2 separate regions of the Homo sapiens genome follow, and region 2 is linked to region 1. Evidence: chromatin loops called from intact Hi-C (ENCODE). Cell type or tissue: GM12878. All regions are shown on one strand. Each heading gives the region's core, and the rest is flanking DNA. Links, peaks and the distances in the headings are about the cores only. Region 1 overlaps LOC105374467 (a long non-coding RNA gene). Region 2 holds the start of RMDN2-AS1 (RMDN2 antisense RNA 1).

Region 1 (16,800 bases), core at 4,423-12,422:
CTCATTTTTATGTTTTTGTTTTTATTGCCTTTGTAAATATTTTATTATATAGAATCTGCTGTATTTGTGTTGTATGTTTCTTCTCATAATTAAAAACATGTGTGTTTTTATCCTAGAGGCTACTTTTATAATTCAGACTTCATCAGATACCCTATAACTCTATATTCGTAAGATCTATCAGTTCCCTCCTGTGATCAGTAAAAATAATGACACAGGATTTTCATCTTTGTCACTTTGCAAGCCGGGGACCTCTAGCCAGTGACACCCTGCCTGGGCCTTGCTTAACCACACTACCTGCTGCAGGAGATAGCCCTCCCACTTGGCCTGCCTGGGGCCAGCCCCGACTTGCGCACTTCTTGAGTTCTCCAGTTCTTGTCCTGTGCCAAGAAGAATGAGGATGTGCTGACAATCAGAGTGAGCAAGGTGGGGAGTTTTATTGAGTGATGAAACAGCTTTCAATGGAGAGGGGACATGGCGGCGGGGGGGGGGGTCTCCCTACCTGAAGGCGAGAGAGTCCCCTCAATGTGGCTGAGTCCGGGGCTTTTATGGGTTCAGAATGGGGGAGGGGCAGGCCATAGGTAATATTGGAAAAGGCAACATTTGATTGGTTAAAAGGCATTGTTCAGAAAGAATCAATCGGGAAAGGGAGAGCAAACAAGAACAGAAGTTCTCACTCTGGGTTGTGGGTTTCATCCTGGACCAGCAGCAGTCCAGTCTTTCAGCCCTCAGGCTGTTTTTGGCTTGAAGGTTGGGTTTCACTGGGGACCCACCCTTGTCTGCCTAGGCATTTGGCTGCCTCCTGTTGCTGCTATCAATAATCATTCTATTTCCTCCCTTTCTCTACTCCTGATCACTCTTTTATTAGTGTTTTTTTTGTTTGTTTGTTTGTTTTGTTTCTTGGTTTTTTTTTCAGACAGGGTCTCCTTATGTCACCCAGGTTGGAGTACAGTGGCACAGTCACGGCTCACTGCAGCTTCCACCTCCCAGACCCAAGCGATCCTCCCACCTCAGGCTTCCGGAAAGCTGGGGCTAGAGGCACATACCACTACGCCTGACTAGTTTTTGTATTTTTTGTAGAGACAGGGTTTCGCCATGTTGCCCAGGCTGGTCTGGAACTCCTAGGCTCAAGCAGTCTGCCTGCCTCAGCCTCCCAAAGTTTTGGGATTACACATGTGAACCACTACACCTGACACTCTTTTAGTGTTTACCTTAGAATTGTTACATACACTTTTACTACTTAATTTGTCAGTTTTAAATAGCATCCTTTATCCCAGGGGGTCAACAAATTTATTTTGTAAAAGATTAAATAGTAAATATTTTAGGCTTTGTGATTCAATCTTTATCACGACAACTTAACTGCCGTTATAGCATGAAAGCAGCCATAAACAATCTGTAACAAATGAACATGGCTGTGTTCCAATAAAACTTTATTTATACAAAAACAGGTGGTGGGCTAGATTAAGCCTGTGAGCGGTAACTTGCCCATCCCTGCTTTAATGTAGCAATTATAGTAAGCACTTATATAACTTTTCACCTTCTTTCTCTTGTTACTTTCCAACTTTTGTTAGTTACATATGGTTCATATCATCAAGGAAAATAATATTTACATTCTCTTATGTCACCCTAATTTCCATATTTACCTAGGTCTAGATTCTACAGTTCGATGGATTCATTCAATGTTCACCACCAATGTTTTTATCAGTTTTCCAGGCTTCTTGCAGTTGAATATACTCTTTTATCTAGTAAATTACTTAAGAACAGTTCATGGGAACTATATTCCCTGAGTTCTTGGATGTTCAAATGGTAAGTTGCCTCTATAACTGAATAAAAGATTGGCTGGATATAAAATCTGCAAATCAAACTTTCTTTCTGGGAGGATTTTGGAGTCACTGCTGTTCTTTGTTTGTTTGTTTTTTGAGACAGAGTTCACTCTGTAGCCCAGGCTGGAGTGCAATGGCACAATCTCCACTCACTGCAACCTCTGTCTCCCGGGTTCAAGTGATTCTCCTGCCTCAGCCTCCCAAGTAGCTGGGATTACAGATGCCCGCCACCACACCTGGCTAATTTTTATATTTTTAGTGGAGACAGGGTTTCGCCATGTTGGCCAGGCTGGTCTTGAACTCCTGACCTCAGGTGATCCACCCACCTTGGCCTCCCAAAGTGCTGGGATTACAGGCATGAGCCACCGTGCCCAGCCTGTTTTCTAGCATTGAATGTTGCTGTGGAGAAACCAACGATCAGTCTGCTTATGCTTTATACATGACTTGATCTTATTGCCTGGATGATAAAACATAGCAAAGAGTCTATACAGTGAAATATTTACGGAAGTGGTCAAAACAAAAACACAACATAAAATAACAGACTTATTGCTTGTATAAATTGAAGAAAAAGACTTGTAGACAATCTCACAAAACAAAATCTAATTCCATCTATTGTTCATTTTGTTTCTAAGAAAATAACTAAAATGTTTAAAATTTTAGGAAGGTTGACTATAAAAGAATGGCAAAATGCCAAACAGAAAGAACATAGAGGTTACGATTATGAACTCAGACAATGCTCCCAGGAGTCTTTAAATAGAGTTGAATTGCAGTATATTTATTAAGATCTGTCTTCATGTCGATCATTCTTGGTCAATTTTCTCTGAGACCCTGTTTACTTTTCCATTAAGCACATTCAAGTCGCTTATTGCAGGAAGTTGTGTTGAATTATATCAATAAATTTGTGTTCTGTCCCATTCATTTCATAATTTTTCTCTTGGTCCTTCACTTATTCATATTTCCTTTCCCTGTCTTCCCATTCCATCATTTTCTTTCAACCTTTTTCTTTTTCACTCTCAAATTTTTGTCTTTTTGTTTTTAAAGTATTTGCTTTTTACTTTTTAGAAGTTTTGCCTTTTTCAAATAAGCATGCCTTTACTTTTTATACTTCAAATCCTTAAGATAATATAGTACTATAAATGAGACTATTTTTAAAAATCTATACCTCAATTTGTAGAAGGATAAAACTCATTTTATGGAAGGTAAAAGGTAAGAGTCTGTTCTAAGAGTACACAGGCTAATAGTGTCTCCTAGCCTTTGAAATCCTTTTTTGTTTTGCTCAGATTTCTCATGTATACCCTCTACAATCAACAGTGTCAGTTTTCCTTCATGTTCCTTCCAACAGAGCCCTAATTTCAATTATAGGGTCTGTTTTTGTTTTTGTTTTAAATTCTAGGCTCTGTGCTTGTTGGGGATGATAGATGTTTGACAGCTTTCTCGCTTTCTTCTAATGTAATTGGTCCATATAGATATGTTATCATCCCTTGAAACTTATTTGGTAAATTATATTATCCCTATTTATATATTAGCAACTTTTAATTCAATACATCTCTCCCTGATCTTTTTGTCTCTTTGCTTTGGGTCCTTGGTTTAATTACTTTTAAAATTAATTCTAAAATATTTGTCTTTTTTTTTTTTTTTTTTTTTTTTTTGACAAGGTCTCACTCTGTGGCCCAGGCTGGATTGCAGTAGCATGATCGTGGCTGACTGCAACCTTCATCTCCCAGGCTCAAGAGATCCGCCAGGTGCGGTGGCTCACGCCTGTAATCCCAGCACTTTGGGAGGCTGAGGCCAGTAGATCACCTGAGGTCAGGAGTTTGAGACCAGCCTGGCCAACATGGCAAAACCCTGTCTCTACTAAAAATACAAAAATTAGCCAGGCGTGGTGGCATGCCTGTAGCCCCAGCTACTCGGGAGGCTGAGGCAGGAGAATCACTTGAACCCAGGAGGCGGAGGTTGCGGTGAGCTGAGATTGTGCCACTGCACTCCAGCCTGGGCCACAGACTGAGACTCTGCCTTAAAAAAAAAAAAAAAAAAAAAGAGAGAGAGAGAGAGAGAGACAGAGAGAGAGAGAGAGAGAGAGATCCTCCCACCACAGCCTCCGGAGTAGCTGGGACTACAGGCATGCACCTCCATGCCCAGCTAATTTTTTTGTACTTTTAATACAGACAGAGTTTCGCCATGTTGCCCAGGTAGCTCTTGAACTCCTGGGCTTAAATGATCCACCCACCTTGGCCTCCCAAAGTGCTGGGATTACGAGCCACTGTGCCCAGTCATATTTTTTTTTTAAATAGACTTTATTTTTTAGAGCAGTTTTAGGTCCACAACAAAATTGAGCAGAAAATACAGTATTCATATATACTCCCTGACTGCATGTGCATATAGCCCCCACCCCACTATCAACATCCCCCACAAGAGGGATACACGTGTTATAAATGATGAGCCTACAATGACAAATCAATATCACCCAAAGCCATAGTTTACATTAGGCTTCACTTTTGGAGTTGTACATTCTATGGATTTGGACAGATATATGGCATGTATCTACCATTATACTATCATAGAGAGTAGTTTCACTGCCCTAAAAATCCTCTGTGCCCCGCCATTTCAGCCCTCCCTCCCCCAAACCCCTGACCACCACAGATCTTACTACTGTCTCCATAGTTTTGTCTTGTCTAGAATGTCATATAGTTGGTATCATATGAAGCCTTTTCAGATCGGCTTCTTTCACTTAGTAATACGCATTTAAGGTTCCTCCGTGTCTTTCCATGACTTGATCGTTCATTTCTTTTTAGCACTAATTAATATTCCATTGTCTAAATGTACCACAGTTTATTTATCCATTCACCTGCTGAAGCATATCTTGGTTGCTTCCATGTTTTACAGTTATAAATAAAGCTGCTCTAAACATTTGTGTGCAAGTTTTTGTTCATTTGGGTAAATACCAAGGAACATGATTGCTGGATCGTATGGTAAGGGTATGTTTAGTTTTGTAAGAAACTACCAAACTGCTTTGCAAAGTGGCTCTACCGTTTTGCATTCCCACCAGCAATGAATGAGAGTTCCTATTGCTCCATATCCTTGCCAGTATTTGGTGTTGGCAGTGTTTTGGATTTGGATTTTGGCCATTTTAACAGGTAAGTGGTATGGCCTTTTTTTTTTTTTTTTTTCTTTTTGAGATGGAGTATCACTCTGTTGCCCAAGCTGGAGTGCAGTGGCACAATCTTGGTTTACTGCAAGCTCCACCTCCCAGGTTCAAGCGCTTCTCCTGCCTCAGTCTCCCACGTAGCTGGGATTATAGGTGCCTACTACCATGCCTGGCTAATTTTTTGTATTTTTAGTAGAGATGGAGTTTCACCATGTTGGTCAGGTTGGTCTGGAGCTCCTGTCCTCAAGCAATCCATCCACCTCAGCCTCCCGAAGTGCTGGGATTACAGGCATGTGCCACCATGCCCGGCCTCATTCTTTTTTAATGTCATAGTTTTATGACATGGGCTGCAACATTCTTCTAGAGTCTGCACTTCATTTGATATTTGTTTTTCCTACTACTTTCCTTCTTTCTTCTTGTAACATCTTTGTATATTAAAGATCCTGTGATGGCTCCTTTTTTATTACTTTTTACAGAAACAGTTGATTTTTTTTCCTGTATCAGCTTTTTGCTTTCTTACTCATGTGATTTTCCTGTATTAGCCAACCAATTACGGTGAAAATGGTGACACAGAAGGACAGGGGGAAATGGGGCAACTCATAGTTCCTTTTCCCTTCAGTTGTTCTTTTTCCTTTCCTTTTCTTTCAAAAAAGAGAGAGGGTCTTGCTCTGTTGCCCAGGATGGAGTGCAGTGTTGCAATCATGGCTCTCAGTCTTGAACTCCTGAGATCAAGCGATCCTCCCAGCTCAGCCTCCAGGGTAGCTAAGACTACAGGCCTGCACCACCACGCCAAGCTAATTTTTAATTTTTTTGTGGAGATAGGGTCTCACTATGTTGCCCAGGGTTGTCTCAAATTCCTGGCCTCAAGTGATCCTCCCCTCTCAGCCTCCCAAAGCACTGGGATTACAGGTGTGAGCCTGTGCACCCAGCTCAGTTTTTCTTTACTCATCAGTAAGTCAAAGGTACAGACTGTTGGTAGAAAGTCCTCATACAAAAAAATGAAATGAAAACAATCTGAGCTCATTTTGTATAGCATTTCCATTGTTCTGGCAAACACAAAATATATATGAATGTACAAACTGAGAAATATAAATTGTATAATTTTAGTGATTCTGCGTAAAATTTAAATGTTCTTCTATTTACATTTAAAATTGCCATTTTATGCTAATATCATTAAATTTTAATTTTTCTTTTCTTAGAACAACAATAAATTTTAAAAACTTCATGACAAGTCGAGAGGGAAAGTACAGAGGAAAGGAAGGAATTTTATGTTTTAGTAATTTTCACATCATTTTTCCTTGATTTTCGAAGGAGGGCCTTGCATTTTCAGGCCCTGCAAATTATGCAGCCAACCTTGCATAGGAGGTTAGTGCTGGAAAGACCTTAGAGATTATCTAGCTCAATCCATTCATCAGACACAAAAGATGGACTGAGAAAGATGAAATGATATTTTGCTTAGGAAATTAAAAGGGGAGAGTAGGATGGGAAAAACTTCCTCCATCTTCAGATCTTCAGGAGTGAACGGTGGTTTCACTGAAAGACACTAAGTCCACGGGGAGCCGCACCTCTCAGATCTGTCTCTTTGCAGGTTGTCTAACGCCCACTCCCTCCCGTGTTGATCTGGGCTTCTCTCACATTAGAGGGCAGTAGAGCCAAGTACCCAGATCCTTTGCAGCTGCTGCATATTTTGGCCCCACGTCCACCATCCTGGGTTTCCCCCTGTGGGTGTCCTTCCCACACATTCAACATCCAAGCAAGGTCCTACACCACCAAGAGAGTCCCGCCAGCCCTGGGCACCTACGGGGACTTCCAGTGGACACGTATTCTATTCTTGGGAACTTTCGGTTTCTAAGAAGTCCACAAAGCCTTTAAAAGTTTGGAAAAAGAGTTGAAAAGAATCGTAAGAGGTAGGATTTAGAGGAGAACGGGGAGTCCCGATGCAACGCCCTGAGTCTTCCTCCCTTAGACAACTTTTTCCTTCCTGTGAAGACAGTATGCAAGGAAAAAAAGAGAGTGCTAGAACTGAATTGGGAACAATGTAATGTCTTTTTCTATTGCTCTGGCAAAATCCTTGCTGAGAAACTGAGAAGTGTTGATTCTGAAAGCTTTTTTAGAAATTCTTTCCAAGGCAACTTAATTCAACAACACATTTAACAAGAGTCTTTTGTCAGACATCCTGTCCTCTGATATTTTAGAAAACACCACACACACACACACACACACACACGTGCACATGCATGTATGCACACACACTTTATTTTCACTTTTCTTCCCATCCAGCCCAAGGCATGCCCAGAGCACAGCAAAGCAACGCTTGGAGCTTTGAAAGGACACCATGTCCTTTCAAAACATGATTTTGAATTCCATCCTGCCTTCTCTCCACCTACATTAAAACTCTTGAAGGACATTTTCTTCTAATACTGTCTTTTTTGGGACTTCTTCATGTTGCCTGCAAATTATCTCTTTTCGAATCACAGCGTTTTGGGCACAGACCATCACTGCCCACGGAGTGATGAAGCAGACCGGGGCTGTGGTTACAGAGTCAGAAAGAAGGGTCTCCTGCCCCAGGGACCACCACACCCTCTCCCAGCATTCAAGCTGCCCAAGCTTTCTCAGAAAACATCTTTCCAGGCCATCACCAGCAGCGGGTTTTACCAAAAACGTCCCACTCTCTGGCTTCCTTGCTGATCTGTGGGCCTTGCTGGATCCACCCGCTCACGCACGGCCCTCCCCACAGACCTCTGCCTCGGCTGGATTCTTCCCTTCCACTGGCTCTTATGTGCTGGACTTCTGGATTCTCATTTGCTTCCTGAATTTTGTCGCCAGGACTCAGAATTCAGTCCTCCTGTCCAGTTCTGCTCTTGCGAGAGCCAACTCACATGCAAGCCCTCAAATCCTTCCTCATTGCTCTGAGGCTGGTTCTGGAGCACTTCGGCAGGGCCTGTATTCTAGCATAGTATCATAGTGCTTGCCTCCCCCACTAAAATGAAAATCAGGGACAATGACTCTTTCTCCAGGCCTCCTCTTCTACCCAAATACCTGGTGCTGGACTGGTATGCCGGCACACATTAGATGCTCAGTAAATAATTGCTGTCTAAAACAGATGTTCTCCACTGCAAGCACAACATTCCTTGTTAACATATCTGCACAAAAACCCAGAAAACAAATGTGGTTGTAACTTTGATTTCAGTTTGACAAACGTCTTTCAGTTGTGTTTCCAGAACGCCTCTTCCATCAACTTCAAAAGGCTGTGAACCGGGAGGCTGTCACACACGTAAGATCCAAAAAGCCACGTGGACTGCTCTGCCCAGCTGCAGGGCACTAGGGGCTGTTGTTGAGCTCTGAACAGATCCTGGGATTATTTATAATTGAAAATCAGACTCTGAGAGCCTTTAGAGTCATGAAGGAACTCATTATTCTCCTTCCCCACGTGCTTCTCCTCTGTTTTTCCCACCTCTGCCTCTGACCTGACATCTGACCACACTCACAGCAGGCTCTTCAGATCCCCTAGGCCTCAGAGCACCTGTGCTTGGCAAACAGCTGCTTTCCTGCTGGACTGAGACCCGCAGACCACCTGCATGCCCACACATACCCTTCTGACTGCAATGGAGCATCAAAGACTGAGAGCGAGGACCGGGTGGCCAGCTGAGGCGGAAACTCCGCCAGAGCTGACTTATTCCCAGGCTTATCTCAGCAGGGGCCTGCAGAAGTGGGGACACGGAATTGAGGCCACTGTGAGTTTTCGGTGTAAGCTTAGTCCCATTTCCAATCCACATGATCACCTCCCTGCCCCCTCCCCCTCCACATTCTTGGCCTGAGCCAGTCCCTCCCGTGAACACAGCAAAGGCCAGGTGACCAAGAAAGTGGAATAATAAAGGATTTTAGACTGGGGGAGGCAACTAATGGTCTTCTAAGCCAGTGAATAAAAAACTGTTTTAGCTGCCCAACCCTTTCTTCAAAAGAACCTTATTGGAAAGTCAAACAGGCAAAACCTATAAAAACCCAGAAAGAACAATCCACACTTCTGCTCTCTGGTTTTGCTTCTATCTGGCCATGATGTTTTCATCATTTTACTCTTCTGCCTTAGCTCCCTTTCATTCCTGACAAGCAGAGGCCTCTGACATCTCTGAGCCCAAACATGGGTACAGCAGTGCCTCTGAAGCCAGCAGTGCCAGACCAGCAGCAGAACTTCTCTTGCCCATCTGGGAATGGTGTTTACTGAAAACCAGAGAAAACAGGCACATTGATGAGTCCATCAGTTAGATTATTCTTTCTTGAGAGTGGCTGAAACCTGTATGAGTTTGTTCTCACATTGCTATAAAGAAATACCTGAGACTGGGCAATTTATAAAGAAAAGAGGTTTAATGGGCTTATGGTTCTGCAGGCTGTACAGAAAGCATGGTAGCATCTGCTTCCAGGGAGGCGTCAGGAAGCTTCCAATCATGGCAGAAGGTGAAAGGGGAGTAGGCATCTCACATGACAGGAGCAGAAGCAAGAGAAGGACGTGGGGGAGGAGCCACCCACTTTTAAACAGCCAGATCTCACGAGAACTCACTCACCATCATGAGAACAGCACCAAGGGGATGGTGACAAACCATTCGTGAGACATCTGCCCCCATGATCCAATTACCTCCCACCAGGCCCCACCTCCAGCACGGGAATTACAGCTCAACATGAGATGTAGTGAAGACACGGATCCAAACCATATCAAAGCCCAATACAAATAAGTTTAATTAAAATGGGGCTTTATTGGAAGGATAGTGGAACATCCACACACATACCTGGGCTCCCAGTAACTAGAATCCAGCCTCAGTGCCATGATGATCCCTCTTTCTCTGTCTCTCCTCTCTCATTCTCTCCAGTAGAGATGAGTTTTCTCTGTGTGACCACAAACATAGCCTCTGGGAGCTCTAGATTCCCATCCCTCCAGATTCCCATCCCTCCAGACTCCCTGAGCCAAAAAGCCCTCACCACCAACTTCTTTTAAAACAATCCTAGGAAAGCCTCTGATTGGTCCAGATTCCGCCATGTGCCCATCCCTGAACCAATCACTGTAGCCAGAGGGATGGACACATGTTCTCCCCATGGCCAGGATGCAGAGTTCTGGGATTGGCAGCTCCTTCCGGGCCATCAGCAAGGACACCGGGAGGAAGTAGTTCCGTGAAGAAAGAAGGGCTTCTGTTAGATTGATGGCAAACAGCACAGGTTCTTAATATTTTGATAGAGACTCTCTTGGAAACTCCTATAGCCGAAAAGATGCCTTAACCAAAAAGATTGTACCTTTGACTTCAGAATCAAAGTAACTGTAACTGAATTCCATAACTAAGAATTTAGTCCTCCTGTCCAGTTCTCTCTATTGCTCTTGCAAGAACCAGCTCAAATGCAACCCCTCAAGGCCTTTGTCATTGTTCTGAGGCCTGTTCTGGAGCATTTGAGCAGTGCCTATATTCTAAAATAGTATCTGATCTAATTAATGTTTGCCTCCTCCACTAAACTCTAACACAGGAACAATGAGTCCAGCTCCAAGCATTAGAGGCTGGGGCAACAGAGCCCTGCAGAGCTCCTCAGGCCACGCGCAGAGGGAGCCCCCACACTCCTTCCCTACACACCAGAATTAAAAACCAAACATTAGCTGGGAGTGCATGTGTTGCTTTTCTTTTGAGACTGGATTCAACTTGAAAGGACTCTTCATCTTATCTTGTGCAAGTGAGCAAGGGGAAGAGTGTTGGTTCTGTGGTGCAATAAATAACTTCTCATTATGAGAAATGCGATGCCCCTCTCCACCTAGCCATTTGGAAACCATAATCTGACATTACAGAAGCTTTTCTTGTGAGACCAGAGATATCTGAACCACTTCTCTTTTCAAGCAACTTCAGCAGGCTTTCCATGCTATTAGTGGAACAAGTCCAAGCTATCTTTGATTTGTGGTCGCTTGATTGGGTCCTGAAAGGACAGGCTCTGCTTTGTGAGGAGGGATAATTGCTTGGGAATCCTGCAGAGTAATTTAATTCCTGTGCAGTTAGAGGGACCACAAATTTGGAGAAACTTAACTCCTCTGGAGAGATGACAATATATGTGAAGGTTCCTCTCCACCATATGGGCCCTTCCTTTCCTCTGACAGCTCACTTCAGCCCTTTCTGCCTCATAAATTTTCCTGACACTGGGAATGTTTTCCTAGAAAAGAGGAGGTTCTTCTCAGATCCTGCCACACAAAGCCTGAGGCCACTTAGAAAATGATCCAGCTGCACAGCCTAACAGGTCAAACCACCATATCCTTAGGCACAATGTCATCACCTAACTCTGTGAATTTCAAACTCACTCCAGCAACCCATAGGGCAGTCAGAGTGGGAGGGTAGTAGTGTGTGAGGCCAAGAAATTGACCATCCTTTACTGATAGGAAGGGAGAGACCAAAGCTGCCTGAACCTGAGGGCCCACAGGCCCATTATAAGAGTCTTTGGTACCATTTGAACCAAAAGAGTTGATAGATCACTGCTATGGATATTCACAGGTTGAAGGAAAGATACCAATGAGATCGCACTTGTTTTGACGTTGGAAACCTAGCTTCATTTTCAGAACCATAACAACCAAAGGTTATCTCAGGCTAGGAAGGGACTTTTTCTTCTCAATAAACTTTCTGTTTTGGAATAATTTGAGAAGTACAGAAAAGTTGCAAATATAGTACAGAGAGTTCCCATATGCCTTTGACCCAGTTCCCACTAGTGTTAACATCTTTCATTACTATGCTACATTTGTCAAAACTAAGAAATGAACATTGGTACAGTACCATCAATTAAACTGCAGACGTGATTCAGATTTCATCAATTTTTCCACTAATGTTCCAGGATCTCATCCAGGATCCCACATTGAATTTAGTCAACATGTCTCTTTCATTTCCTCTGAGCTGTGATAGTTTTTTAGTTTTTCCTCATTTATCATGACCTTCACAATTTTGAAGGATACTAGTCAGATATTTTGTAGAATGTCCCTCAATTTGGGTTTGTCTCATGTTGTCTCCTGGTTAGACTAGGGTTATAGGGTTTGAGGAAGAAAAGCCAAAGGTGAAGTGCCTGGAAGAGATTTTTTAAAAGAAGAACAGGTAGATCAGAACTTACAAACTGACTTATCTTCAAGCCAAATCCTGTTTTGTTTGTTTCATCCTATGTTTCTTAGAAATGTTGTATTAATTTTGTACTGAATTTTTCTAATTCACATTTCCAGTGTCTCTTAAAAAATAGAAAGAGCTAGTGATTCCAGGCCTCCGAGGTAGTCAGAGGTGGGCACTGAGAAATGGTTGGCCCCTCCAGGGCTGTGTCTTCTTTGGGTCGCACCAGTCCTGTGGCCTACTCAGCGTGGAGGTCCAGCATCAGCTACTATTGATCATGTCCATAATGCTGGTTTTCTTACGGTAAAAAGAATTATCTATATTTCTATCATAACAGAAACAGACCCTGTATTAGTCCGTTTTCATGCTGCCAATAAAGACATACCCAAGACTGGGTAATTTATAAAGAAAAGAGGTTTAATTGACTCACAGTTCCCATGACTGGGGAGGCTTCACAATGTGGCAGACAGTGAAGGAGCAAAGTCACGTCTTACAAGGAGGCAGGCAAGAGAGCTTGTGCAGGGGAACTCCCACTTATATAACTATCAGATCTCATGAGACTTATTCACTACCACAAGAACAGTATGGGGGAAGCCACACCCATGATTCCATTATCTCCACCTGGCCCTGCCCTTGACATGTGGGGATTATTAAAGTTCAAGGTGAGATTTGGGTGACACAGCCAAACCATATCAGACCCAGATAATCTCACCCTTCAAGAGGAATAAGGCAAGAGCAAGAAATGTGGGGAGCTGAGTCTAAGGAAAGTGCATTTAACAGGAAGTGGTGTGGATGAACTCTCTAAAACCTCCATGTGACTCCCTGTGACCACTGTCCGTGTGACATGGTCTTCACCTATTTGGCAACAGAAAAGAGAGATGTGGGTCAGGAGGGAAACCAACTGTAAAGGAAGTGGATGGATGAAGGGAAAGGATGATGAAACTTCCACCTGCCCTGACTTCCTCCCAACACCTTTCTCTAGGCCAAATCCATATCACCTCCCAGGGATAGCCCTGTGGCCTGCTGGGACACAGCCATCTGGCAGGGTCTGCATGGCTGGGCCTCCTCTGGGCAGGGATTTCCAGTGCGGCCAGTTCCACCTCAGCAGCCTGTTAGAGGCATGGTGGGGGTCTGCCTGAGGTCTCCCCTACTCTCCCGCCCATGGTGCCTGTGAATGAGATGTGCCCTGTCACAGGAGCTAGACTTCTGAGCCCCAGTCACCCCTTCCCAGGAAAAAATGGGGACAAAATCCCCAACTTCTCTTCTTTCTCATCCTCCTCCCCTTTCCCATCCTGCCCCAAGACCCTAGCCTTGAAAGCTTTAGGATCTGCCTAGAATGTGTGCCCACAGTGGGTGCCAAGGCAGTGACCAAGCCAAGTCTCCCAGCACCCACTCATATGATAAGGCCTACCCAGTACACCGTGAAAGCAGACCTGGGGCAGAATGGGGGGTGAGTGGGTAGGACAGTACCTCAAGTGAAAGGAGTGAGCACTGGACCAGGAGTCTGAGGATCTGGACCCCAGTCCTTGTTCCAGTGCAGTGTGGTGCTAGGCAAATCACTTAACCCCTCTGAGCCTGCGTTATCTCATCTCTCAAATCAGTTGACACTTTTACCTGCCTTGCCAACCTCCTGACTTCTGGGATATGTAAAGATGATCAAGCCTGACTCATTCCCCTTACTCCCAAGCCCAAGTTATATCCCTCTCTATCTGTCCACAGAAGCTCAACTTTCTCCTTCACTGCACTTACATCACATCCCCGCTTACTTGTTAAACCTGCACCCCTGCCATTAATAAAATTGCCTTGGGGACAACACACACATATTTAGACATGGGGCCTAGTGCAGTGATACCTGTTCCAGGACTTGATATAGGACGTGCTCAAGAAATGTTAAATGAACAAATGAATTCAGCAAGCAAGTAAATAACAGAGTGTGTGAATGTGTCTTTTCAACTATCAGGCTTGATCTAAATGTAAAGGACCAGGGATGAGACCTAAGTAGTTCCTGGGTAGCTGACCTGCCCTGGCTCACAGCCAATGCCAATTACCTGCCCCTGCCCTCCAGTCAAAAATGATTGGATTTGAGGTTGACACCTAACTCAAATCTGTTCATCTATTGGCTGACAAACTGCCAACCAGACTCTTCCAGTATTTGAACTGTCACAGAAATAATAAATCATGAGATGAAAGTAGGTGATTGAACAGAAACATTATGTAGAGTCATGGTTGGGACAGCCATATTGGTCCATTACACTAGAAGCAACCAAAGAGAGAGGACACAGAGAGACAGAGATGAGCGAGATCATCTGAGCCTTGGAATTGGAGAGGAGATCTCAGTTCCCAACATTCCAGTCGCATTTCCAGTCTGACTGTACTTTGTGTCTTGTCTTTGGAAGTCTGAGAGATTTTCCCTTGAAGTTGTAGAAGAAATCCTTTGCTTAGGCTGGGGTTGGAATGGGGGTTGGAGTATCTGTTCCTTACACTCAAATAATCTCTCATTAAAACACTGGGAAAACAAGATACAATCTCTTATTAACAGGTACAATCTTATCTACAAGGAGAAGAAAAAGACACCCACAAGGGCTGAGGCACATGTACTCATCGGAGGCAGGAGTAAATATGAGGGCCCCCCTCTGGCCCAGGGCAAACTGAATCCCAAGGCTGATGGTGGGAGTGGTCATTCTCTGAGGATTTCAAAGATACTTCTCTTGGATGAGCAGAGGAGGTTGAGCCAGAAACCAGGAAAAAGTTCCAAAGAAATAAAGCGTCAGCCTGGCATGTTATTGCTGGAGCTGAGGGCCAACAGTTGGTGCCCAGTGTTGGAGGCAGCCTCCCAGGACCCTCTGCAGAGATTGGCTGACTTGAAGGGCTGGGAAACCCATCAAACCAAGAGATGGCCAAGCTCACAGTAGGCCAAAACGCAAACAAATCATAGGCACAAAGCAATATAACTAAGAGAAGGAGACATGGCCAACTTTGGGCATAATCACTGGGATCCTGGTAAGAGTAGATTTCTCATCCAGAGCTGTAAGTAACTCAGATGGTATTTGTCATAAAATTATGAAACACTGTGGGACTTGCGGTTTCTGTAATTTGTCTGCCTCAGAAGAGCTAATGTTTATTGATTTTCTTCTGTACAAGGCAGAATCATCCATTTGGTTTGCCAGTGTTGAAAGTTCTCAGGTTTCTGGAAGAAGCATGAACCAAAAGAATTAAAATGAGTATCTCTATATCAGTTTTCTTCCTAGTTACAGAGAGTGAATATTGCTATAATGAAAGCTTTCACAAACATCCGAAATTTAATTCTTTTGCAAGTCCTCAGAAATTAAAAATGATGGAAGGAAATAAGCATTTATTGAATACCTGACATGTCTCAGGCAGTGAGCTAGGCCCTTTCACAAATTCACAGCAGTGAATTTGATCCTTTGAAGACCTCCAAGAGTTATTGTACTATTTCACTGAAGAGAAAACTGAAGTTTACAGAAACTAAATAGCTTGTCCAATGCCCCACAGCTGTTATGGAGTCAGACTGAGATTCTGACCCATGTCTGTCTGTCTCAAGTCCCTGATTTTTATGTGTCATCATACTGCCTTTCTATGACTGGCTTCCCCAGGGCCTTGGGAACCTAAAGAGCCCATGAAGTACTTAGGCTGCTTGTGGGGCGCTCATTCTTGACTTACAGTTTCATGTGAAACTCTTGGGGTAGAAAGGATGGGAAACATGGAAACTCCTTTTATTAATAAACTTTTTCTAATATGCTATTTTTAATTTTTTTTTTTCCCAAAATGGAGTCTCACTCTGTTACCCAGGCTAGAGTGCAGTGGCGCAATCTCGGCTCACTGCAAACTCTGCCTCCTGGGTTCAAGGGATTCTCCTGCCTCAAGGGACTACAAGGCCACCACACCTGGCTACTTTTTGTATTTTTAGTAGAGACGGGGCTTCACCATATTGGCTAGGCTGGTCTCGAACTTTGGGCCTCAAGCAATCCACCTGCCTTGGCCTCCCAAAGTGCTGGGATTACAGGCATGAGCCACCATGCCCTATATTCATATTTTTAATCCACCTGGAATTTATTTTTGAATGGGATCTGAATTAGGAGGGTTTTATTTTTGTCTAAAGGCCTACCCATGTATGGTAGTACAATTTGTCTTTTAAAGTATCCTTTTCCCACTGAATTGAATATGTTACCTTTGTCATTCATTATGTTTTTATGTTCATTCACTCTACTCCTAGACTCTCTTCTTCTCTCCACTGGTCTATTTTAGCACCAGTTCCTTACTGTCTGAATCCTGTAGCTTAGTTTTAAATTTAACTACCTGGTAAAGCAAGTCACCACTCTTAACTCTTCTCAGACACTTGTTCTTCCATATCATCTTTAACATCTTTTTGTCTATTCCTCTCCACTCACTGAAAATAATCATTTTTATTCCAATTAAATTTAATTATATTTGTATATTAATATGGATTATAAACAAGAATTGGCACTGTAAATTAAATCTTACATTATAAATTTAGTGTCTATTTCTTCATTTATTCGATTTTGTCTTATGTCTTTTAACACAATTTTATGTTTTTTTTCAAGTATGTCTTTTACTCATCTTATTGGACTCACTCCTGAGTATTTTGTAGTTTTTGTTTCTATCAAGAATAAAATTTTTTCTTATTTTCATTTCTAACTGGACATGCTCATTTAGAGAAAAGCTATTGATTTTTTATGTTTCTCGTATTCAG
Region 2 (16,800 bases), core at 5,195-13,194, 220 kb before region 1:
AAATTATAAAATTTTCAAAGCTGACAAATACTACAATTATCACGTCCAGAAAAATAACATTTTATTATTATTTATTGACTGCATAGTACATCTAGAATACTTTCTTTTACATACTCTTTGTTTGCTTCATTGTATGGCATTAATTTTAATGTTATTTTCTATTGAAAGGATAGAGGATGAAATATTGTTTTTTCCACTAACACAATTAATTGACATTTTTCTTTCTTATTATGGATCATTTAGAAAAGCTCCTCTCAGCTTCACTTCTTGCTAGTAATGGCATGTAGCAACTTCCTCAGCAGCCCTTCTTCCCAGGGTGAGCCCTCCAAGAACTCCAGCCCTTCGAGCCCATTAAGCTGGGTGCAAATGGCTGTGCTGCAGCCTCTGGTCCAGCTCTGCCCGCTGCAGCCCCTGGGCCAGCTTTGCCCAGCCTCTGCACCTCCCATTCCTACCCCCATCTCACCTCCAATTGTGGGCGGGTCCCAGTAAGAGCCTTAGTCACTGTGGGCGCTGAGCAGGGAACCAAGCAAGCCCCTTTTTATATCCTTCTCCTTGGGGGTCAAGGTCAGGGTCTGAAGCTCAATGCAGGCCCCCAGAAAAAAGCTGTAACTGGAGCCAGCTGATGCGGAGGTTGGAAATTGCCTCCTGACCATCCCCAGAGTCAAATCTGCCATGGCTCCCTCAAACCACTTTCCTGAGGCTGCAGCTGTTTTTATGTGGGGCAGGAAGGCAAAGAACAGGAGACTGGGCGGGCACATATCCATGCAAATAAAGTCCTGTGAGTAAAAGCAGACTAACAGCAATATTTTCCCACCTTCTTTCACAAGGCCTACAGTATAAAGGCTGAAGTTCTCAGCAGGCCTTTTGTGTACCCCACGCTCCCACCCAGTCTGCCTTTCCAGCAGATCTCCAGCATCCCCAACTGCACACACACACTGTCTACATTCCAGGCACACGGGATTGAGTGCTGCTTGAAACCCACCTGGCACTCTTCTGCCCTTTGCTTGGTTTTTATTCTGCCTTTGGGGCCACCTTCCCCCATGCCCACTCATGGAAATCTCCCTTCCCACTCAAGGCCTGGGCCAAGGGATGGAAGTTTTGCCACAAAACCTTCTGATCCACATAGCCAGTTGTGCTCTCACCCACCTCAAAGCCCTGGAGCATTTTTTTGCATCTTCGTTTAGTTTGACCTACCCTAAGATCTTCAATAACGTGAGGACAAGGACCTCATATTATTTACCTTTGTATCTCCTGCCTGGCAGCCTGTGCTCAATTAACATTTGTTAAACCAAATTAAACAACTCAAGAAGAAGAAAAACATTTCACGTGTTCCTAAGTTTCCTTTAAAAAAAAAAAAAAACTGAAAGTAATTTCTACCCTCAGATATGATGTGACAAGGAGAGAGTGGAGAAAGAGGGAGAGGAGGACTAGGGAGCAGGGAGAGTGGAGGGGAGGGTGGGGCAGGAGGTGGGGAAGCCTAGCAGATCAGGCACAAGAGATAGTGTATTAGTCCGTTTTCATGCTGCTGATAAAGACATACCCACCACTAGATAATTTATAAAGAAAAAGAAGTTTAATGGACTCACAGTTCCACGTGGCTGGCGGGTCCTCACAATCACGGCAGAAGGTGGAAGGCAAAAGGCACGTCTTACCTGGTGGCAGGCAAGAGAGAATGAGAGCCAAGCGAAAGGGGTTTTGCCTTATAAAACCATGAGATCTCATGAGGCTTACTCACTACCACGAGAACAGTATGGGGGAAACCTCCCCCGTGATTCAGTTACCTCCCACCAGGTCCCTCCCACAACATGTGGGAATTATGGGAGCTATAATTCCAGATGAGATTTGGGTGGGGACACAGCCAAGCAGTATCAGACAATGAGTCTGTGACAATGCCAGCGCCAGCCTTAGACCAAATTCATGATACTCTTTTTACTCCCCACAAAAACATTACAGATCTGTGTGCATTCTACTTTATTTTTTACTGTTACACCCTTCATTGGATGAAGTACAGACCACATATGAAGGTTAATCATTGTATCATTTCTCTGACCCAGTTGCTTGCTTTTGTCTTGAAATTATAATTCTTATCCCATTTCTAGGCTTCAGTTCCCAGGCTGTTTTTTTAATAATAAAGTAACTTCTGCAACACCTCAGTATGCAACTTAAAAAATATTTAGTGCAGTCACAGAGGATCATTCTTAACAACCTGTTAAGAGAATTGGAAAAGTAAAAGATGACTGATGATGTTTATTGCTTTAGAGATCCAGTCCATATAGTGAAAGCACATATATTATGTTTACAACATGTTAAAAGTTTTCTTTTAATTGTAAAAAACTGGCTTTACATGGATTTTTATTAAACATTTAATTTTTCAAACTGTTACCACATCCAGTATTTCAGTGAAACCTTTTTACTCACTAAGATAGTTTAAGAAAATGATATCACCATCATTTGACCATGGAGAAAAGTGGTACAAAGGTTAGATTTGCTGAAGGTCACACACTTTGTTTCTAAGACTGTGAAGACTAAGCCCAGGTGGCTGACTTCCAGCTCTGGCCTGCACAGCGAGAAAATAACCACATTCAGAGCCATACAATGTCTTAAATTATTTAAAATGTAATGTCCTTAGGGAATTCTTGATTGTTTCCTTTTCCTTTGTTTTCATTTTTCTAAAAAGTGCTTAAGGCAGCTAAAAAAGATAGACTTCTAAAAAAAAAAAAGACTTCTTGAAATTTGCTTAATTGGCCAAGAACATTTGTTTAATTGGCCAAGAACATTTAAGTGTCTCCCATAGGGAGGGAAAATGGTTCATTGGAAAGGAAAACAGTAATTTAAGATGGGCCTTGGATAGGAAGTTTGGTTTCTAAATGAGATAATTCATGGGAATGGCCTAGTAAGGTGCCCTGTACTACTTAAGGAACCCTTATTTGCACATGATGTTGGCCATTTCTCCACAAGAGAGTTGCTCATAGTCATACTTTGTTTCCCTTTTTTTTTTTTTTTTTTTTTTTTGAGATGGGCTCTTGCCATGTTGCCCAGGCTGGAGTGCAGTGGCCATTCACAGATGCAATCATAGCTCACTGCAGCCTTGAACTCCTGGGCTCAGGTGATCCTCCCACCTCAGCCTCCCCAGTAGCTGAAACTACAGGTCCCTTTCCCACCTCCCAGCCTCCCCCACCAGTGCTTTGTTTCCTTTTTTATTTTGATGTAATGCTGTGAATTTTCACTTCTACAGAACTGTAATTTACATTTCATAAAGTAGTTGAGATTATGATCTACCTAACTGTCACAAATCCCCTCCCGCAAATGAACTCTTCCATTTGTCTCCCTGAACTGGCCAGAGAAATCTGTGGATGAGAGGAAAGTTTATCTGGGTTTTCCTACATTCACTCAACTAAGTATTAGTGACTATTATCAACACCTGGCTTCTTTACAAAGAGAAGAAATTACTGGAGGTGCAGAAGCAAAAGATGCACATCCTCATTTGACCTCCCTTCTCAGTTTCAAGGCTGAGCATGCTTCCTGAGCAGACGCCTTCCTCGGGATGCCTGGAGCCCATGAGGAATGCAGTGACCTAACGCTCCCAGAACACAATAATGAGACCCCAACTTAAGTTTCTTGCCCAAAGAAGGAGCCCATAAATTGAGTCAGGTCTCAAGAGAATCATACAACAAAGCAGATTGTGCACAACAATGCCGCTGCCTATCACTCAGCCTCAGTCTTCTAAAAAAGAAAAAAAGTGAGTGCTCTCTCTCTCTCACTGGTTTACCTGTCCCTAAAACCCATTCATAGAAAGAGTGCCTCATTTTCTTTTTACATTAACTTTATTGAGGTATAAATTACATACAGTAAAATGCACAAATTTTAATTGTACAGTTTGATGGGTTTTGACAAATTTTAACACCAGCGTAACCCCTACCACAACCAACATATAGAGCATGACCATCGCTCCAAAAACTTCCCTTGGCTTCCTTCCCCTCACTCTCCCACCTACCTGTACCACAGCCTCAGGCAACCACACATCTGCTTTCTGTCACTATAGATTAATTTTTTTACAATACCATATTAATGGAATCATAGAATGTTAACTGTTTTAAGTCTGTCTCCATTTGCTGAACATTTTTGAGATTCATCTATGATATTGTATATATCAATAGTTCATTCCATTTTGTTGCTCAGTAGTATTGCATAGCTTGAATATGCCATAATGTAATTATAAATTCACCTGTTTGGGGTTGTTTACAGTTTGACATTATTATGAATAAAGCTGAAATAAACATTCACTTACAGGCTGGGCACAGTGGCTCATGCCTGTAATCCCAGCAGTTTGGGAGGCCGAGGCAGGCGGATCACCTGACATCAGGAGTTCAAGACCAGCCTGGCCAACATGGGGAAACCCCGTTTCTACAAAAATACAAAAATTAGCCAGGCATGATGGCGGGTTCCTGTAATCCCAGCTACTCAGGAGGCTGAGGCAGGAGAATCGCTTGAACCTGGGAGGTGGAGGTTGCAGTGAGCCAAGATCGCACCACTGCATTCCAGCTTGGGCAACAGAGCGAGAGTCCGTCACAAAAAATGTAAAAAAAAAAATCACATATAATTATTTCAGCAGACATGTTTTTATTTTGGGTTGGGGGCAGGGGAGGGGAGACATAAAAACCCCAAAGTGGCATTGTTGTGTCACACAGTAAGTATACATTAGCTTTATAATAAACTGCCAAACTGCTGTACCATTTTACATTCCCATTGAAAATACATGAGAATTTCAGTTGCTCCATGTTCTCGTTAACACTTGCTATGGCCAGTCTTAATCTTTAATTTTAGCCATTCTAACAGACATGTAGTAGTATCTCACTGTGGTTTATTCATAGTTCTCTGACCAGTGACGTCAAGCATCCTTTCATGTGCTCATTTGGCTTCAGTGACACCAAATTTGAAAATTCTATAGCCAAAAGCACCTTTGTTAGTTACTAGTAGATTTTTACTTTCTCTTTCTTGCCTTAACACTGGCAGTACACAAACTAGCTAAAAGTAGCTGTCCTTTCCTTCCCATCCCATGGTGAGATCATCAAAACCTTCAGAAACCCACTCTATAGAAAGTCAAGCAGACTTGACTAGATTAAGCCTATGGTCTCAGAACATTGTTGTTGGAAGGGGGATGAAAGTCATGTGTCCTTCTACCTCTCTTGCTCTGCTATACTTAAAGAAACTCCTAGTGATACAATCCCAACAATCAGTCATGAGTTCTCTGACCTTTCACAACACCATCTATGTTTCTTACATTGTTATCCAATTCTATATTTTTTGAATTGTTATCTACTCCATGTGGACACACATTCATTCTCCGCATAGATTAAAAGACTACATCTGATCTTGCTTCTGTGTTTTCATAGGGCTCAATAAATACTTTTAAAGTTGAATTGAATTTGCAATATTCACTATATAATTAAGAGAGAAAATTTGAGATCAAATTTACTCTAGATTTCAGATCAGTCATTTCATGGGAATCCAAACTTTCCATGTCCAGGAATTCATGAGATTCCTCCCCCAACCTCCTGCTCTTGTTGACAATGTAAAACAAACCACAGTTAGCCTGGGAATTATCTTTACGGAATATATCAGCATATTGTTTTGAGTTTTTGCACTGCATGTATTAATCAACCAAGAACACATGTCTTGGTTCAGTAAAAATTTGCAGAAAGCTAGGCATCCTATTAAAAGAATCTGTTGACGTTTATCCCCCCAGCTAGCTTTTCCTATTTTGTAACTACAAAGAATATTAGTGTTTCTTTACTTTTCAGAATCATCTACTCAGAAAGACTTCTAGCAGTGTCCTCGACAGGAAGTCACCACTGTGCTGAGGCAAGGCAGTGGGTCTTTAGGAGGTCAGGTTTCTTCCCACCCTTTGACTGCTCTGCCTGTAGATGTGTCAGCTCTTATCCCACTTCTGCTGAGAAGAGCATCCTTCAGCCGTGACACTAAACTTGTGTGAGGATGATGCAGAGAGGCTGGGCACAGGCCACATAGGCTCACCCTCTACCACTATCTTGGACATATTAGGTTCCTACATGATGGGGAGATCAGGAGGGCTAGGGGAGCCTAGTTATAGTTGCTTTATTGGAACTGTCTGGCATAGAAGAAGACATTCAGAGGGCAATAAAGATCAGACTTTTTCAGAGGCAAACAGGTGAACTTCCAGTGATTTATTCTTAGTTAACCAACCTTCAACCAACTGATAAGATAAACAGTATCCCTAATGCTGATCCTAAAGCATTCGAGATCCTGAAGTATCTTCAGCATTATCAAAAAGGATTAAATTGTATTGTGGTAAACAATGATATTTTAATTTTAAAAATTTATTATAATCCTCTAAACCCATGCTCTCCAAACTTTCTTATTTTATGCTTGAATCGGTTGTAAAAATTGTCATCCCCTAATATATTTATATTTATTTATTTATAAATTATACGTATTAATACCCTACTAAAATTTTCATGATAAAACATATACAAATATAAAATATTTTAAAGGGCAAGAATGTTTTCTTGATTTTAAAATTTAATAAGTAGAAATAAAGGAATACTGTTTTAATATTTAAAAAAAAGCTTTTTATCTGAGCTCATCATGCCTACTAACAAAGTATTTAGAAGCATTTATGCTGAAGTAAGGACAGGAAAAATGACACTGTCACTACTATTATTGAATATTGTTCTAGAGATACTAGCTCTAATTAGGAAAGACAAACAAATTAGAATATTTGAAAGTAATACATTAACAGAATATGGTAAGTATCATTTATGTTGGCAAATAAATTCACGTGTGAAAAACCTGAAAGAACGAACTACAAAACATTCTTCAACAATAAAAGAATAAATATATAGAAATCAGTAGCCATGACAAATACAGATGGCAGCCAGTTAGAAGGTGTACTGGAAGGTAATGCCTCATTTACCCTGAGTAAAACAAGATCAAATATCTAGGAATAAATATAAGAATCATGTCTGATAGGCAAGCAGAAATTGAAGGAACCCCAAAAGTTTGAACAAATAAAAAGACACACTATATTTTGATTAGGAAGACAGCATCCTAAAATTATCCAATATCCTTCAATTAATCTACAAATTTGATAAAATTCCAATACAAATACCAACAAGATTCTTTTTATGTTCTGAGGTTCAAATGGAAAATCAAACAAGTAAGAGTAGTTGTGAAAATACTGAAGAAGTCAAGCAATGAGGGGCAACAATACCTACCAGATAAGAAAAAATGCATAAAGCTATCATACTCAAAGAAATATGAATGAATAGACAAATCAGTGAAATAGAATATAAAGTCCATAAATACATCCTAATACACATAAAAATGTATATGATAAAAGAGGCATGTAAAATGAGTTATTCAATAAATGAGTCCCTGGAAGATAAGGAGGGTGGGAAACAGATAGGATAGGCTATGAATTATTAAGCAACTGGTTTATATCTAGTTTAACCAGCAAGATGCAGGAGCATCTTCAACTTAGTTTTCTCATAGCACCATGATGTCCACAAATCCACTTACAAGCAATAGTTCTGTCTTTCCCAATGTTACATTCCAAGCATTCACAACCGTATCTGGACACAGAAACTCTACCATGGTACCAAACAGTAATTACTCTGCAGAGGTAATAGGTGCACACACTATTTAGGTCTGAATACCACAGCAGGGAAAGGTATGCCAGCTAGGAAGGAAATAAAATCTCAGGAAAAACGAGGGCAAGTAGAAAAAAAAAAAGATAAGAGGAACTAAATAGCCTCGCTGGGCACATACTCATGGGAACCCTGCTGATGTTGCCCAACTTGAAGATAAAGAGATGCCTATGATATAGAATCATGAAGATCTCACCTCAGAGAGATCCGTGATATGTCACCCAGGAGCATCCGTCACCTGCCGGAGCACTGTACCAGGAAACCAGAGGCATGGTTCTGTGTAATCTCGAGCAAGCTAAGTGGCCATGATGAGAATGCTTCTTCCTACTGTGCCCAGCTACAGGATTTATGTAAGAATGACACGAAATGACAGATGTGAGTACACTTTGCAGCTCTGATCAGTGGTATCCTAATAAAGAAGAATTGTTAGCTTTGAGTTGAGCCTTGTTTGTAACAGGCACTCACTTCACTGTTGTTGCCTTTTATGTTCCGGAGTCCTGCATGATATGGACTCCAGGATAGCAAGAGTCCACATACCCCTCCCCAAGAGAAATTAAGCTGGGAGCCATGGAATTATCATCATCTCCTTGCCACCCTGTCCAACTGCAGGTCGTGGGAAGCTGAATTTACCCTGTGAGACTTCTGCTTCATTTACATTCATCTTGGCAGGCAGTGGTGGGTCGTGGGGAACCTGTTGAAAGCATGACAGCAATGAAGGCTTTCTTACATGCTGAACTCACATCAAAGCTCTTTTCTTCTGTGCTGACACATGTAACTCTTTACCAGTCTGATGATAACACATACAGAGACAGACCCTCGGATTCCTGCTGGGGAGAAAACAGAGCCAGAGATATGCTGTACTGAGCTGGCAAATACAGTGTTCTTTCTGTTAAAATCTGATGGGAAAGTAACTAGGCAAAAATCCATGGTGCTGGCTACGGTACAAAGATGACCAAGGCTGTCTCAGGTATCCTGGTGGCTTTATTGTCTATTTCCGGGAAAAGAGTAGGTAGGGATCAAGAGCAAAGAACATGGGAAAATGTGCTGCTTTGTCATTGCAGTTCATTTATTTCCTAGAAATTTTGGCTTCTAGGGAAAGGCAGCGTGATATAAAAAAGAAAAAGGTACTGGACTCAACCTGATTTAAATCCAGACCTGACACTTTGCTACCTGGATGAACTTGGGTAAGTGACCTAAGCTCTCTAAGCTTCAGTTTCCTCATCTGTAAAATGAGGATGAAATTTTCTATGCAAGATTTTGTAAGGAAGATCAAATAAATGGACATAAAGCAATTGACACATAAATATGGAAACGATTTCTCAGCTTTCCTCCCTGAGGGACAGAGACTCTTCAGGCTACTTAAATTCTCCCCAGACTTTTCCAAGTTGCTCTTTATCCTCATACCCTGGCCACACCACAAAAGCTGCCCACATAGAAGAACTTGGTGAAGACTTGCTGACTATTCCCCTAAATTCTGCTTGTTTAATAAACATCTGCAGAGACAGGCTCAGCAATGGGCTCATTGTGGAGAATCCCAGAAGTGTGTGGCAACACCAAAGGAATTTTATGAAAGTCCCAGGAGAGAGAAACTGTCGTTCAAGTCATCACATAGCAAACTGCCCCTAACACGTGCTGCACACACATTAGGTGGTGACTCAGTTTTGGTGTTTGACTTGAGTCTTAAAACATAGTTCAGAACCTGATGATACTTCCCTGAATTCCCATTTTTAGTGTGAAAGTGTGTTCGGCTTCCCGTTGGCTATTGGGAGCTTGAAAGAAATTCAAGGAAGGAGACCTACAAACTGCTTATAAAGGATACTGCGTGAGCTTTATGCACTTTGGCTCTTTTAATCCATTCCACAAGGCCGTGATGCCCATTTTACAGATGATGAAACTCTTTCTGAGGTTAAGTAGCTCACACGGTGCCACAGCTAGCGACTGCGTGAGCTGAGTCACATCCAGATCGTTCAGTATGAGAATTTTAAGAGAAGATAAACATGTGATTCTCTCGAAACTCGGTGTTCTGTAGCCTGCAAACCCCTCTGGAGCCTGGTGTTTGCTTTGCTTGCAAGCCTGACCTCCGAGGCTCCTGCCATCTTCCTTCCCTCTTCTCCCCTCCATTCTCCCCTTTCCCGAACCGTTTCTTTCCCCCATTCCTTCCCCATCTAAACCACAGAAAAGCACTTCCAGGCTCCATTTCAGCCAGCAAAAATCTCAAGCCCAGGGGAGGGCTTCCGGGACTTTCCACTGGAGGCTCTTAGACTTAGACGCAGCGTCCTCTCCTGGAGGGAGCGCAGCGCCCCCCGGGCGCAAGGGGGACGCGTTCAAGCGAGGGCGGACGCCGACTGCGAGTCTCTTTGTGCAGCACTTTGTCTTTCTCTCCCTTGGGGTGTTTTTGGGATTCCCCAACAATAGAATGAGCTGAGTTCTGCGTTACTGATTCAGTTATCTCGGTACAAGGCGGAAAGTGCCGGGAGGAAAACTGATACCCCGTATTGAGCAAGCTGTTTTCTGGGAAACTCCGAACTGTCTCCTGCACGGTTCAGGCCCGGTTACCGCTGCCTGCAACCCCCGCCTCGGAGCCAGCTGCGCCTGGAGCTAAAGCCTCAGCTTTTTAAGGCATGGTTTGCACTCTTTTATAGTTGCTGAGCTACGCTAGGGCCAAACCAACCACTCATCATCAACCTCTATTCACAGCATCTAGAATAAAACCTGCCACATGGCAGGCACCCAGTAAAAGCCTTTTGGAATCGGAATAGAAGGTGGGTTGATTACACTGGGTGCTTCTCACAGCCCACAGGGTTGGGACTGACAAGTATTCCGGCATTAGTAAGGGCAGAGACACTTTGGGCTGGCCAGACCTGATCCTGGGGAGGATCACTGGGTCATTTCTTGGCATCTCCCATCCCATCCCTGCCCTGATAGGTTTCGCCCCTTTCAGCACTCGGAGGGCCAGGCTGGTGGTTCCCATAGAGGTGTACCGCCTGGCAGCCAAACAGGGAAGGGTGTTCCCTTCTGCTCAGTTTTGATTTGAGCTTTGCAAGTGACAATGAAAATAATATTTTTGAGCAACAGTTTAAAAGCCAGATGCTATACACACACACACACACACACACACACACACACACACACACACACACAGAGAGAGAGATAAAATGTTCATGGATTAAGATTATATATTCATATAATTTTAACTATATTCATATGGATTAAAACTAATCCATATGATTATGGTAAAATAATTTAGTCACTTGGGATTGTCCTTATTTTACAAATGAGAAAACTATGGCTCAGAGAGGATAAGGAACTTGCCTAATTTCACTCAACCGGTGAGTCACAGAAATGGGATTCTAACTCACACTTGTCTGGTCCCGAAGCCCATAGATCAGCCTCGGATGGAAGCCAACATACAGTCTTTTCAGTTCTTCCTGGGCACCCCCAGGCACTCCATTTTCCCATTTCTCAGAAGTCGCTGACCCTTCTTTTATTTAAGGAGCACAGTCGCTGCTATCTACAGCCCCCGCTTCTCTGGGAAAATACAAAAGGTTTACATCATTTCTGCTTTGATGGGAACATTCACCCTCGCCCTGATTTTGTCATTTTTTCTGCCTTTTCACTCCTATCATTAAGTAGAAAGCCCTGACTCCACCTGGAGATAAATTAGGTTTGAAACAGAAGAAGGAAGTTGTCTCTCACTCCCTTGCCAGAAAATCACCCAGTGTCTGAGGCTGCAGAATGGGTTCCCTGAAGGTGCACATGGGGTCAGAAGGGACAGCTGGGAAGGGTGCCAGGCTGGCCCTGCCCTCCCATGAACCTAACTTTTCCAGTGTCGCCATCTGACCCAGGATGTCAAGAATCGGACCATGCCATAAGGATTAAATGAAACAATAAGCACAAAGGTACCCAGGACAGTGTCTGACAAATGCACACTGTGTGCCCTACCTGCCCCTTCCTACTACTTTTTAGCATCTCCTCCTCTTTGGTTTTCTCCTGTTTTCTTCTAGAAGTTGTATAGTTTTGAATTTTACATTTAGGTCCATGATGCATTTTGAGTCAATGTTTTTGAACAGTATAAGGCCTGTGTCTAGATTCATTATTATTATTATTATTATTATTATTATTATTATTATTTTGCATATGGACATCCAATTTTTCCAGTACTACTTGTTAAAAGACTAGTCTTTATTGAATTGCCTTTTACTATTTGTCAAAGATCAGTTGACTATATTTGTGTGTCTATTTCTAAACTTTCTTACCTCTTCCATTGATTTCTGTGTCTATTCTTTTATCAATACCACGCTGTCTTTATAACTTTATAGCTGTATAGTTAGTTTTTGCTATGGTCTGCATGTTGGCATCCTCCTAAAATTCACATGCTGGAACTTAATGCCCGATATGATGGTATTAAGAAGTGGGGCCTTTGGAGAGTGATTAAGTCATGAGGGTTCTACTGTCATGAATAGGATTAGTGCCCTTATAAAAGCAAGCTCCCTTGTCCCTTCCATCATGTAAGGACACAGCAAGAAGGTGCCATTTATGAAGCAGAGCAAGTCCTCACCAGACACCACATCTGCTGGTACATTGATCTTGGACTTCCCAGCCTCCAGAACTGTAAACATAAATTTATGTTGTTTATAAATTACGAGTCTAAGGTATTTTGTTGTAATAGCCAAACACACTAAGACAGTCCTGAAGTCAGGTAATTTTAGTTCTTAACATCATTCTTCAGTATTGTATTGTCTGTTCTGGGTATTTTGCCTTTCCATATAAAATTTAGAATCAGAGGGGCACTATCTAAAAATAGTTTACCTAGATTTGGAGTGGAATTTCATTAAATCTACAGATCAGGTTAGGAAAAATTAATATCTTAAACACTATTGAGTCTTTTAATCCATGAACATGGGATAGCTCTTCATTTATTTAGATTTTTTATTTCTTTCATCAGAGTTTTGTACTTTTGCACATATAGATTGTGTACATATTTTGTTAGATTTTTACCTAGGTATTTCATTTTTGTGCTATTGGAAATGCTATTGTGTTTTTAATTTCAAATTCCAATTGTTTATTACAAGTATATAGGAAAGCAATTGACTTTTGTATATTAACCTTGTATCCTGCTATAATTGTTTATTAGTTGAAGGAGGTTTGGGTTCATTTTGGGGGGTTTTCTACATAGCCTAACTTCTCCAGTTTCACCATCTGACTCGGGATGTCAAGGATCAGGCCTTGCTATAAGAATTAAATGAGACAATCAACACTAAGGCACCCAGCAGTGTCTGACAAATGCACACTGTATCTACTACCTGCCCTCCTCTCCTACTACTTCTTAGCATGTGTTCCTCCTTGATTTTTTCCTGTTTTCTTTTAGAGGTTTTATAGTTTCAAATTTTATATTTATAACCATGATGCATTTGAGTCAGACATGTCATCTACAAAGACAGTTTTATTTCTTCTTTCCTCATTTTTTTTATTGGTTTTTTTTTTTTTTTTGGACGTTTTGTACTAAGCAGGACTTCCAATATGATGTTGAATAAGACTGGTGAGAGGAGACATATATACTTTGTTCCCAATCTTGAGGAGAAAGTACCCAGTTTCTTACCATTAACTATGATGTTAACTGTCGGCCTTTTGTAGATCTTCTTTATCAAGATGAGAAAATTCCTCCTTTTTACTGAGAGTTTTTGCTGAGAGTTTTTATCATGAATGGGTGTTGGATTTTGTCAGATGGTTTTTCTGCATTGATTGATATGATTATATGAATCTTCCTTTTTAGTGTATTAATGTGATAGATCATATTAATTAATTTTCAAATGTAGATTAAGCCTTGCAAATCTTGAATAAACCCCACTTGGGCACAGAGTATGGTTGTAGTTTTTTTTATACAGTGTTAGATTCAGTTTGCTTATATCTTCTTAAGGATTATTTTATCATTTTCATAAAAGATATTGGTTTGTTGTTTTTCTTTCTTGTGCTCTCTTTGTCTGATTTTGGTACTTGAAAATGCTGGCCTCACAGAATGAGTTAGGAAGCGTTCCTTCTGTATTCTACAAGAGATTGCAGAAAATTGGTATAATTTTTTCTTTGACTGTCTGGTACAATAACCAGAGAAACCATCTGAGTCTGTTGCTATCTGCTTTGGAAGGTTATTTATTATTTATTGCATTTCTCTAGTAAATATAGGCCTACTTTAAATTATTTATTTCTCTTTGTGTGTGTTTTGATAGTTTGTGTTTTTCAAAGAATTAGTCCAGTTCATCTAAGTTATCAAATGTGTAGGCAGAAAGCTATTTATACTCTTTCTTTATTGTCCTTTAAATGCCTTGCGATCAGTACTGATAAACCCTCCCCAATCTCTGATATTAGTCATTTGTATCTTCCTTGTTTTTTCTCTTGGTGAACCTGGCCAGAGATTTATCAATCTTATTGATCTTTTCCAAAACCTCCCCCCGCCACACACACACACACACACACCACACACACACACACACACCACACACACACACACACATCAGGTTTTGGTTTAATTCATTTTCTCTATTTTTCTAACAGCAGTTTTGGTTTCTACTCTAATTTTTTTTTTCTGCTTTCTTCCGGCTTATATTGTTTTTCTTTCTCTAGTGTCATAAGGTGGAAGCTTAGATTGCTGATTTTAGATCTTTATTCTTTTGCAATATATGCATTCAGTGCTATAAATTTCCCTCTAAGCACAGCTTTCACTGCATCCCACAAGTTTTGATTAGTTTTCTTTTCATTTTCATTTAATCCAAAATATTTTAAAATTTCTCTTGAGATGTCTTCTTCAATTACTTTGTTATTTATACATTTTTAATTTATTCCTAAATATTTGGGATTTTCCAATTATCTTTCTGTTATTCATTTTTAGCTTTATTCCATTATGGTCTGTGAATATGTTTGTATGATTTTTAATTTCTTAATTTGTCAAGGTATATTTTATGGCCTAGAGTGTGGTCTCTCTCAGTGAATGTTCCATGTGACCTAGAGAATAATGTGTATTCTGCTCTATTGGATGGAGAATTCTATATCATTTATATCAAGATGATTGCCAGTGCTGTTTAAAGTTAGCTATATCCTCACTGATTTTCTGATTGTTTTATCAGTCTGTTGTTGAAAAGATGTTGAACTATCCAGCTATAAGAGTGGATTTGTCTATTTCTCCCTGCAATCTTAACTGTTTTCGCCTCACATATTTTGACAGTCTGTTGTTATGTGTGTACACATTGAGGATTGTTATGTCTTCTTGGAGAATTGTCCCCTTTAAAATTATGTAGTGACCATCTCTGTGTCTCTGACAATTTTTCTTAGTCTCAAATCTGCTTTGTCTGAAATTAATATAGCTACTGCAGCTTTTTTAAATTAGTGTTAGCATGATACAGCTTTCTCCATCCCTTTACTTTTAATCTGTGTCTTTATATTTAGTGTAGGTTTCTTATAGGCCACATATAGTCAGATCCAATCCATTCTGACAGTCTCTGTTTTTTAATTGGTATGTCTACTACGTCATTCACATTTGAAGTGATTGTTGATATTATTGGATAAATATCCACCTTGTTTGTAACTTATATATTCATTGCACTTGTTCTTTGTTTCCTTTTTTCATCTTCCCCTCTTCTTCTGCCTTCTCTGGCTTTGAGTATTTTATATGATTCCATTTTCTCTCGTCCTTTACTATATTATAATTCTTTCAAGAAACATTTTTGTGGTTGTCCTATGGTTTGCAAAATACATTTGCAAGTAGTCTAAGTTAACTTTCAAGTAACACTGTATCATTTCATGGGTAGCACAGACATCTTTTAGTAATATATTCCAGATTCCTCCTTCTTATCCTTTTTAACATTGCTGTCATTCATTTTCCTTATCCATATGCCATAATCGCCCAATACATTGATGCTATTATTACTTTGAATAGTTATCTATTAGATAATTAAGAATAAGAAGAATAAAATGCCTTATTTTACCTTCACTTATTCCTTATCTGATGTTCTCCTTTCTTTATCCAAGTGTCTGATCTATATCATTTTCCTTCTCTTTTAGAAATTTCTTTTAATATTTCTTGCAAAGGAGGTCTACTGACTTTGCAATAGATGTTAAAATATTTTACTGACCTGCCTTGCAAGAAAATTATCCCAGTTTTTGTTTGTCTAAGAAAGTCTTATTTTTTCCTTCATTTTGAGGGATAATTTCACTGGATACAGAATTCTAAATTTGTAGTTTTTCTTTTTTTCTTTCAACACTAAATATTTTACACTCTTCTTCCTTGATAAGAAATCTGATGTAATTCTTATTGTTGTCTCTCTACAGGTAAAGTATTTAGTTCCTCTGAATTCTTTCAAAGTTTTCTGTTTGTCTTTGGTTTTCTCCAGTTTGAATATGATATGCAGATTTTGTTTTCGGTATTTATCCCTCCTGGTTTTCTCTGGGCTTCCTAGATCTGTGATTCAGTATCTGTCATTATTTTGAAAACAGTTCAGTCATTAGTACTTCAAATATATCTTCTGCCCTTTTGTTTCTTTTCCTTTTGTTATTCCCATTTCCCATTATGCATATGTTACACCTTCTATAATTGCCTCACAGTTGTTATATGTTCTGTTTGGGTTTTCTTTTTTTTTTTCCATTCTTTTTTCTGTTTGCATTTCAATTTGGTGAAGTTTCTGTTGACATGTCTTCAAGGTCAGTGATTCTTTACTTGGTTGTGTTCACTCTGCTGATGAACTATCAAAGAATTCTATATTTTTGTTACAGCATTTTTGATTTCTGGCACTTCCTTTTGATTCTTTTTAGGGTTTCCAGCTCTCTGATTATATTACCCACCTATTCTTGCATGTTGTCTACTTTTTCCATATAAAGTGCTTTATATAAATATTATGAAATTCCTTGGTAATGCTAGTATAATGTAGGAGTAATGCCCAAGTAAAACCCTAATCCTAGTATAATAGGTTTGATTACTTGATTTGGCAAGTGACACATCCAAATTTGTGTAGTAAGAGCTGTGGTGTAATATAGCCCCATGCATTCAAGCTCTTATTCTAGATATTTTTTTTTTCTGTTTTATGGTATCAAATAGTAATAACATGATTATTTTTGTCCTTTTTGTCAA

What was found. A loop is a pair of places that touch in the nucleus more often than their neighbours do. Peaks named below come from ENCODE experiments on the same cell type or tissue, not always from the same donor. Only the 100,000 strongest peaks of a DNase experiment are listed, where the experiment ranks them.
Region 2: a loop joins it to region 1, with 5 times the contacts of the local background. A loop is called at or near these places in 2 of 110 quality-filtered maps.

What each region holds. Positions count from the first base shown.
Region 1 is chr2:38,253,974-38,270,773 of GRCh38, forward strand. It overlaps LOC105374467 (a long non-coding RNA gene), which reads right to left. Exons shown (of 3, transcript XR_939973.1): 3 at 15,120-15,255. Among named protein-coding and RNA genes, the nearest start is that of ATL2, 110 kb to the right of the region's middle. In GM12878, for the core only: a CTCF peak has its summit at 6,599; DNase peaks (open chromatin) are centred at 6,678, 7,061, 8,258 and 11,561; H3K27ac peaks cover 6,015 bases.
Region 2 is chr2:38,028,269-38,045,068 of GRCh38, forward strand. RMDN2-AS1 (RMDN2 antisense RNA 1) reads right to left here and starts at 8,073. Exons shown (of 4, transcript NR_102712.1): 1 at 7,882-8,073; 2 at 1,587-1,652. It also overlaps a transcript of RMDN2 not described here. RefSeq lists a silencer at 10,329-10,398. In GM12878, for the core only: a CTCF peak has its summit at 9,979 (motif pointing left); DNase peaks (open chromatin) are centred at 9,703 and 10,093; H3K4me3 peaks cover 940 bases; H3K27ac peaks cover 3,268 bases.